2 separate regions of the Mus musculus genome follow, and region 2 is linked to region 1. Evidence: chromatin contacts called from ENCODE Hi-C data. All regions are on one chromosome and are shown on one strand. Each heading gives the region's core, a stretch centred on a gene start or an enhancer-like site at or near the end of the contact. The rest is flanking DNA. Distances are from core to core; before and after follow the strand shown. Region 1 overlaps Xrcc4 (X-ray repair complementing defective repair in Chinese hamster cells 4). Region 2 holds the start of Xrcc4 (X-ray repair complementing defective repair in Chinese hamster cells 4).

The links. A loop is a pair of places that touch in the nucleus more often than their neighbours do.
Region 2: a map of left cerebral cortex shows a loop between it and region 1 (2.8-fold over the local background). The contact joins the promoter of Xrcc4 here to the enhancer-like site in region 1. A Hi-C loop is called at or near these places in 1 of 37 maps with a recorded cell type or tissue (left cerebral cortex).

What each region holds. Positions count from the first base shown.
Region 1 is chr13:89,876,957-89,880,892 of GRCm38, reverse strand. The region is part of intron 7 of Xrcc4 (X-ray repair complementing defective repair in Chinese hamster cells 4); the gene reads left to right. Among named protein-coding and RNA genes, the nearest start is that of Vcan, 140 kb to the right of the region's middle. Within about 2 kb of position 1,933, at least 1 of the 3 ENCODE cell types and tissues checked has a DNase peak (open chromatin) inside an H3K27ac peak, as active enhancers do; it is left cerebral cortex, where a contact is called at or near this core.
Region 2 is chr13:90,087,688-90,091,623 of GRCm38, reverse strand. It overlaps Xrcc4 (X-ray repair complementing defective repair in Chinese hamster cells 4), which reads left to right and starts at 2,016. Exons shown (of 8, transcript NM_028012.4): 1 at 2,016-2,127. It overlaps Tmem167 (transmembrane protein 167), which reads right to left and starts at 1,957. Exons shown (of 4, transcript NM_025335.3): 1 at 1,841-1,957. The coding sequence starts at 1,843.

The DNA of each region.
Region 1 (3,936 bases), core at 684-3,183:
AGATACATTTTAACTTTTAGATTCTTAATTAATGTGTCTAAGTATTTATATGCTACATCTTATGTAACATATATATGAATTTCCATTAGTTTTCCAACTTCTTTCATGCAATGTATCATAGAATATTTAATTTTTTAATGGGTTAAATTGGTTCTATCTTAATTCAACTCATACCTCCATAAGCCCAGGTACTGGATTATTCTAAAACTGTTCACTCTACAAATCTCCATTAGACAAGAAATTATTTCTTACCCCACCATTCAGGTTATAACATAAATAATATACTTTAAATTTCCCAGCTTAATCAGATAATTTACCAGTGTCAAATTTCCAGAAGTAACATCTGAATCCAAGTAATAATTTAAATTTCTTTAGTGTTTGTTTCTTTGGAGAGGTCTAAGGTTTGCTTCAGTGGGAGAGCGCATGCCCAGCAAGTGCAAAGCCATGGGTTTTGTCTCCAGCGCTTAAATAAAACTCTTCAGTAGAGATAAGGGGGAAAGTGAAGTGTGCACATGAATATCACCCTTGAGTGCATGAGACCGACTTTTTATTATAAATGTAAGTGTCTGCAAAATGGAAAAAAAGTTTTCATTGATTTAGAAGGGCAGATACACACTTGAATTCCATGTGTTGATGCCAGTGGATACTCCCATTAGTGCCTTTATTTCTTCTAAAGATGTGTTGCAGGTTAATCAGAAAACCTGACTAAGGTTGTGGCCTCTTTCATTAGTCGTCTTAAGGGTATAGGTACATGTTCCTTTTTAAGACAGGGTATTTTCTGTAACCCAGGCTTAATGGAATTTACTATGAAACCTATTCATACCCCAGATTCACTGAAGTCTTCCTGCCTCAGGCTCTCAAATGCTAATATGACAGTTAAAATCCATCCTATCCTAGTGAGCATAAGGATTTTAAGTCAGTATATTCACTTTGTATTTTTATATTTTAAAAAATGTTTTAAAAACTCTCTTCCATAGAAGCAATGTAAATATAATTTACAGATAGAATTATTGAAAACTCATAATATTGATTGCCCTTAGTTTCCTTCATAAGTGAAGTAGGACCCTTTTAAGAATATATGTGGTGGCACATGTCTTTAATCCCAGCACTCAGAAGGCCGAGGCAGGGGGATTTCTGAGTTCAAGGCCAGCCTGTTCTACGAAGTGAGTTCCAGGTCAGCCAGGGCTATACAGAGAAACCCTGTCTCAAAAAACCAAAATAGGTATATTCTCAAATAATAGTTCCGTGATGCCTTTTTTAGTTTGTTGATGTTTCCTCTTTTTACTGTAATCCACAGTAAGAGCCTCCCTCATGCTATGGACTTTGTTGATGTCAGCTTGACTCTTATTCCTATAAGCGGTACTCCATGGCTTCCATTTTATATATTCTCTATAGACGATTTTCTTATCAAGTCATTTTGCATGGAATATTCTTTATTGGGAAGTCCATTCGAGGAACTATTTTTTTTGTTTTTTGTTTTATTTCCATGTCGTTACATTTCTTTTGGTATTTGTAGAACTAGTTCTTACCAGAAAGCCGTTTTCATCTGTTTCTTACGTAGTATAAGGAGTAATACAAAACCTAAAGGAGCGCACTGAGGTCCCTGGTGACTTGACAGTAATAACGGCCTTTTTAAGTCACTTCTCTCCATTTCCAGAGAGTTGAGAAAGAACCCCTACCGCTGTTTCATGGACATATACTTCACATTTAACAGTATGCAGTTTTAAGTCAGCAGTTTCGTAAAATCGTTGGTGGCATAAATCTGCATGTTAATCAGGAATGAGCTCAGTGTGGTTCAAATTGCTTGAAAAGGCTCTCGTTTTCTTTGTTTCTCCAAGATATAATTAACATAAAGTAAATCCTGTGTTTCTTAACTGTGCAGTTTTATGAGCTGTGGCACCTTAACAGTCAGCTGGGAATTTCCATCATCACAGACCATTTCCACAGGCTTATTTGTAGTCAGTCAATCCTGTGCTGTACTCCAGCCCTGGCAACCACTGGCCTGATTTCTGTCACAATGTCTCTGCCTTTTCCAGAATGTTACATAAAATCATAAATACATAGCCCTTGCCAGTCTCGCTTTTTCATGCACACTAGTCCCTTTGAAATCATTCCAGAGGGAACTATATCAGCATTTTATTATTCTTTGTAACAAGAACTCCATCTGAACATGCCATGATTCACTTATGCATTAATATTATGCATTTCACTAGTAAAATAATTATCATTACAGAGTTCCAGCTATGTGCCAGGTACGGTTGTAATTGTTTTAAATTATTTAGGTGAAGTGATGCTATAAGTTGTAGCCTGACATTATTTGACAGTAGTATTATACTTTTAAGATTGAATGCAGTCTGCTCTATTTGCTACTTTAAGGACTTGAGGAAATGACAGCATCTTAAACATTTTAGCACTGTGATGGCAATGCTGACAATACCACCTCCTAGTGTGACTGAAGAGCTTAAGTTCATTAATAACTAAGCAACAGAGTGGGATTGGGCCCAGGGTTCTCAGTAGATATCAGCTGGATTTCACCCACAACTATTGAGAAACATTATAAAGTGTGATGTTAGAGAGTCCTCAAGTCAAATATGAGACAGGCAGATAAAAGCTCTGATTTTTTTTTTCTGGTAATCTTATCGACAAATAACGTATCCAGTATGTTAACCCAACTTTATCTAATTAAAAACTTCATTCTTTTCTATGAATCTTATTAAATGTGATGAATCCAGGGCGAGAGAGATGGCTCACCAGTTAAGAGTGCTTGTTTTTCTTACCAAGGATTATAATTCAGGTCCCAGCTCAAATCTGCTTATAATGCCAGCTTGAGAGGATCCAAGTCTTTCTACAAGCCTCCATAGTAACCTTCACATTCACTCATAAAATTAAATTAAAATTAAGTACTCTAAAGTGTTTCTGCCAAAATTAATATTTTGAGTGACCATTCTACTAAAATCTTAACTTCTACATAAATGATAAACACATAAGTTTTAATGAAAACTAAATAAAACTTAAAATTATGGCAAGTCTACAAGTTTACAATGAGGTAAGGCCAAAATAGGTGCTTTGGTCTGAACAATGAGCTACTAAACATGGCATCCTAAAGATGCTGATTGGGCACAGGAGTGCAGATTGCAGCAGACCCCTGAGTACCACAGAGACAGCCTTTGATATCAAGAAAAGGAAACATCAGCATCTATTGAGAAATCCACATTTTCCAAGTAACAAATTATCTCACTGGTGCCAGATTTTTCAGGAAATTAAATAAACAACCATTACCAACTCATTTAATAAAGCTAACATAGCATCGATTCCAGAAAGAAACAGAAGTGCGTGGGGGTTACATGTGGAAAATCATAACCCAGTATTATTATAGAATGTTGTAGGAACATTTGATCCCGACTCGGGGTTTCTATCCTGTCTTTGACCTATTAGTTTCTGGAAAAAAAGACACTTACACAGCCTTTATATTTACAATAAGCCTTAAACATTACAGTAGCTGGGCAGATTACTACCTGCCACGTTATAAGAATCTATTCTCCTATCGATAACTCCAAGTTATTACTTATTATTTACTATATTTTATCTGGCCTGCTCTTAATTCTAGTTGGCCAGTCCTCGGGCCATGTTTTTATGGCTCACCTAAGCCCTAGCAGCTTCTCCTGCTTCCTCTTGCACCTTCTCCTGATGTTCCGCCTCCCTGACCCCAAGCCTGGGAAACTGAACCCCCACCTATGTCTCTTCTGGCCAGATATTGGCTGAGGTCTTTATTTATCAAACAGAAATAACTTGGAGGCAAGGCCTATGTGTGGACACTCACGTCTCTGGGACAACCGTGTCCTGGGGGACTAGAAGAACATTGTTTAAAAATTACAAATGATTAAAACAAGTTTAACCTAGCAATTCTTTTTAAGCCATTAAAAGTGAGGGATGGAA
Region 2 (3,936 bases), core at 767-3,266, 210 kb before region 1:
TGCTAATACAATAAGAATTATGGTAAAAAAATTTACCATTTTACTTTTCTCTCACAAACCTTTCTTGGATTTCCTCTGTGATTAATGGCACACTTGACCAAGGACCAGAATATAAAGACAAACGGAGCTGCTAAGTTTAATCTTTACCTTCTATGTTATTTATAACCAATATTATTTTTGGACATTACACTTAATATTTAACATGTGTAACTTATGACCAGTAACATCTCTAATAAAACATTCATTGCATACACTTTTTTTTTTCTCACAACACTTAAAAAAGTAAAACATACAGATTTAATACTATCACACATCCTTCCAAAGCCATTCTACAAATATAGGGATACATATAATTCACCCTTCAACCCTCCAATTCCAGTTACACACCCATATATTCAACAAATCATAAGTTAAAAAAATCTGGAGCAGAAAACTGCATATCTTCATGAACACACCAGTCACTTTTCTTGTTACCACTCCATAGAGTCATTAGATAAATCTGAGGCCTGGCTTTACTTACTAGGTACCCGATCCTAGACAACTCAGGCTCCCTACTTTTCTCTTCCTTTACCTGGAAATATCTCAGAAGTCAGGAATTTAAAGCAAGACAATGCTTAGAAACTACATCTTCTACACATCAAGTACTAGTAAACAAAAGCTTGTTTTTGGAAAAAGTTAAAATACTGTACATCTTAAATTATCTTGATTTTATCTAAGTAGGAGAGGATGTAAAATGTACCTTTGACTAAGAGCAAAGTCATTCTACTTGTTTCTCGGTAAATAGGCAAGAAAGCAACTTTTCAAGTTCTGTAACTGTTTATTAACATCCTTTTGACCAAGAATATACTATCTGCAGTACGAAGTAAAAAAAAAAAAAAAGGCTTTAATGGACTCAAATTCAGTATCTTCTAATCGTAGAATTTGAGGTCTAGTGGGGGTGGGAGAGTCCTGGCTGATTTTGAGATGATAACACAACAAGCTTTCTCTAGAAATATAGTTATAAATGGCTTCTAAACCCACTGAAGTGATAGTGAAGGGAGATTCCTGCATTTACCAGACTACTGAAAAGATGCATTCATAGATCTTTAAAAGTTAATTACTAATGTTTACTTTACTCAGGGGCTTTCTGTTCCTTGTCCTGACCTTTGTTGTTGTTGCTATTTGTGATTTATAGTGTAAGGTTTTCTGAGGTTTAAACTATTAAACAATCAATAATAACACGCATAGGAACTCCCAAAGTGAGTGGTGGTCTGCGAGTAAGGCTCAAGTTCCTTCGAGACAGTAACTAAAATCATTAAAAACATTCGTTTGCAAAGAAGTGTCTTTAGAATTGAAAAAACGATGAGGGAGGGGCCCTATCTCGCCATTGATTCCACAGGTAAAACGGAAGCAGTAGTATCTAGTGTTAAGAAAACCGGCAATCCATTAATTACTGCAGAAAGATGCAGGTTGGGTGACACAGGGAACACATAAAAGAAAGGGGAAAGGGGGAGACTGAGACTCCAGCGTTTGAAAGTGTATATCCGTCCAGATATTTGTAGCAGATGGCAATCGGCTTAGTGGAATGCCACCGTAATTCCACACTAAACAACGCAGCAAGTCGGCCTCTTGGCGAGGGGCCGAGTCCACCACCCGGGTTCTTCCTAGGACTGTTGGCCTGATGCTCCGGGATGTGCATCGCGGCCGCATGACTCCCAGCCTGTGCACCCTCGGATCCCCGGAGAATCACGCTAGCGCCAGGGCTCCCGCGCCCCACAGCGCCCGCACCATCCCCGCCGCCCCGCACGAGCCGCGGCCCCGCCGAGAAACTCAACCGCGGCCAGGAAGCCCAGGTTCTTACCATAGTGAGGCCGGTGCTGGTCCAGCCACATCACCCTTCCGGGCCGGGGCGGAAGAGGATGCAGGCCCGCTGTGCTTCCCGCTCGCTCCAGCGGTCCGGTTGGACCTATCGCGGCGCCTCCGCCCATGCCGCACCATTCAGACTCCGTGATAGGCTTCTGTTACCGGAAGAGGTGGGACTTGGCCGACGACTCGCAAACCACGGTATTAGCGGATTCTCTCATTGGGCGCATCGGTTTATCTCTGGCGTCCACAATTTTTAGAAGACCGGAAGTGGAGTACTGAGAGGTAGGGCCCGGAAGTGGCTGTGGTGTCTTTCCAGAAGCAATGCATTTTTTCCCCCCTTTCTATGTCAACCTCCTGTAGTCCCTGATTTTAGCTTTAAAGCTGCGCAGTGCGTGCTTTTTACCCTGTCTGTGACCCCCTGAGCCTTTTGTAGATGTAAGGTTTTCCCAATGTGAGCACCTGTTGGGCTCCTTCCTAAGTGTCTCTTTCTGTGTCACGTGGAATTTTCAGTCGTGAGGGACTCCTTGGAACTGTGCTGAGCTGCTCTGTGGTGGAGACTTGGATTTAAAAGGCTGCGTCCAGTGTGATGACCCACCAGCCCCTCCCGCCAGCCAATGCTGGCCTTGGCTGGCCCCCTCCTTGTTTGCACACTCTACATCCGGGGCTTAGACGTTCTAGGCCGTGGGGAGAGGGAAAGAACTCTGTGGTAGCTACTGGAAAGGAACGGCCCATTCCCGAGGGGATTATTTGGCTAGTATAAAACCAGTGGGTGAGAAACGATTTCACCTCTAGTTCTCTTTATGAGTTTTGTAGATACGGGGAAGATGTAATCTGATGTGTTCAATTTTATATACATTCTTGGAATGATTCTGAAGTCGGGCACTTTCCCCACTCTTCCAAGTGTATCAAAATTATGGAAATCCTGTGTGTTTAAATAATTGTTTTTTTCCTTTAGTCAGTATGGCTCTAGTATTTATTCAGAATGTTACCCATTCTTTAACTTAATGACCTAGAAGAAGTATAGAAAGCTTTAGTGAAGGAAACTGATGTGATATGTTAATTTCTAACCATTATTTAGCTGAATCATGAGAATCTAGTACTTATGGCAACACAGTACTTTTACCTAGTGCTATGCTATATGTGATTGTGTTTATTACTGCATTGTCATCCAAGATTTTATTTGAAATTATTACTACATTTTTAAAATCAGTTATACCCAACTGCTAAACCTGTTGATCAAATACTCAAGTTCAGAATCTGCATCTTAGTGGTATCAGGAGACTGCAGGACAAGGGATTTCTTTGAGTATTTGAATGGGGGACTGGGGATTAGGCCAATAGGAGAAGTGATTGTCATTGAATAGTCTCAAAATTGCTTTGTGTTATACTTACTATTTAAGTTGACTAACCATGAATGTTTCAAATGTAGACGTAGAAAATATGTTCTGAGCTCAGTAAGTTTGGGTTTTACAGTAGTGAAAGTGTTGGTAGATGTTATAACTGACTCTATTCATATAAAGATTGCTAGGTCCTACTGTTTGACACTTCAGGTTGATGTTTCTGTATGAGGTTCTGGTCCAGGCTCTAGTAAAGAGGCTAAGGTTGTTTAAGATGGTAATTGGTTTGTTGTATTTATGGGCAATTTAGGCCATAGTTTCTTATATATCTCAACTTTAGAATAGAGGCAATTAACACTTTTCAGTTCTTTGTTTTTGTTTTGTTTTGTTTTTCGAGACAGGGTTTCTCTGTATAGCCCTGACTGTCCTAGAACTCATTCTGTAGACCAGGCTGACCTCGAACTCAGAAATCCATCTGCCTGTACCTCCCAAGTGCTGGGATTAAAGGCGTGCACCACCACTGCTGGCAACACTTTTCAATTCTTAAGTTATCCATAGAAGTACATAGTGTCAGGAGGTAGAGTTGAACGTGTGTGTGTGTGTGTATACATATACATATATAAAAAATTTATTATATCCATGTAAAATAGCAAAATTAATATACCAGTGTGACCTGTGGGGAAGCTGCATGGCGATTCGGCACACAAAATCCTTGATTGTGTTTTTTGTTGCAAGTGAATGGTAATCACCATGTT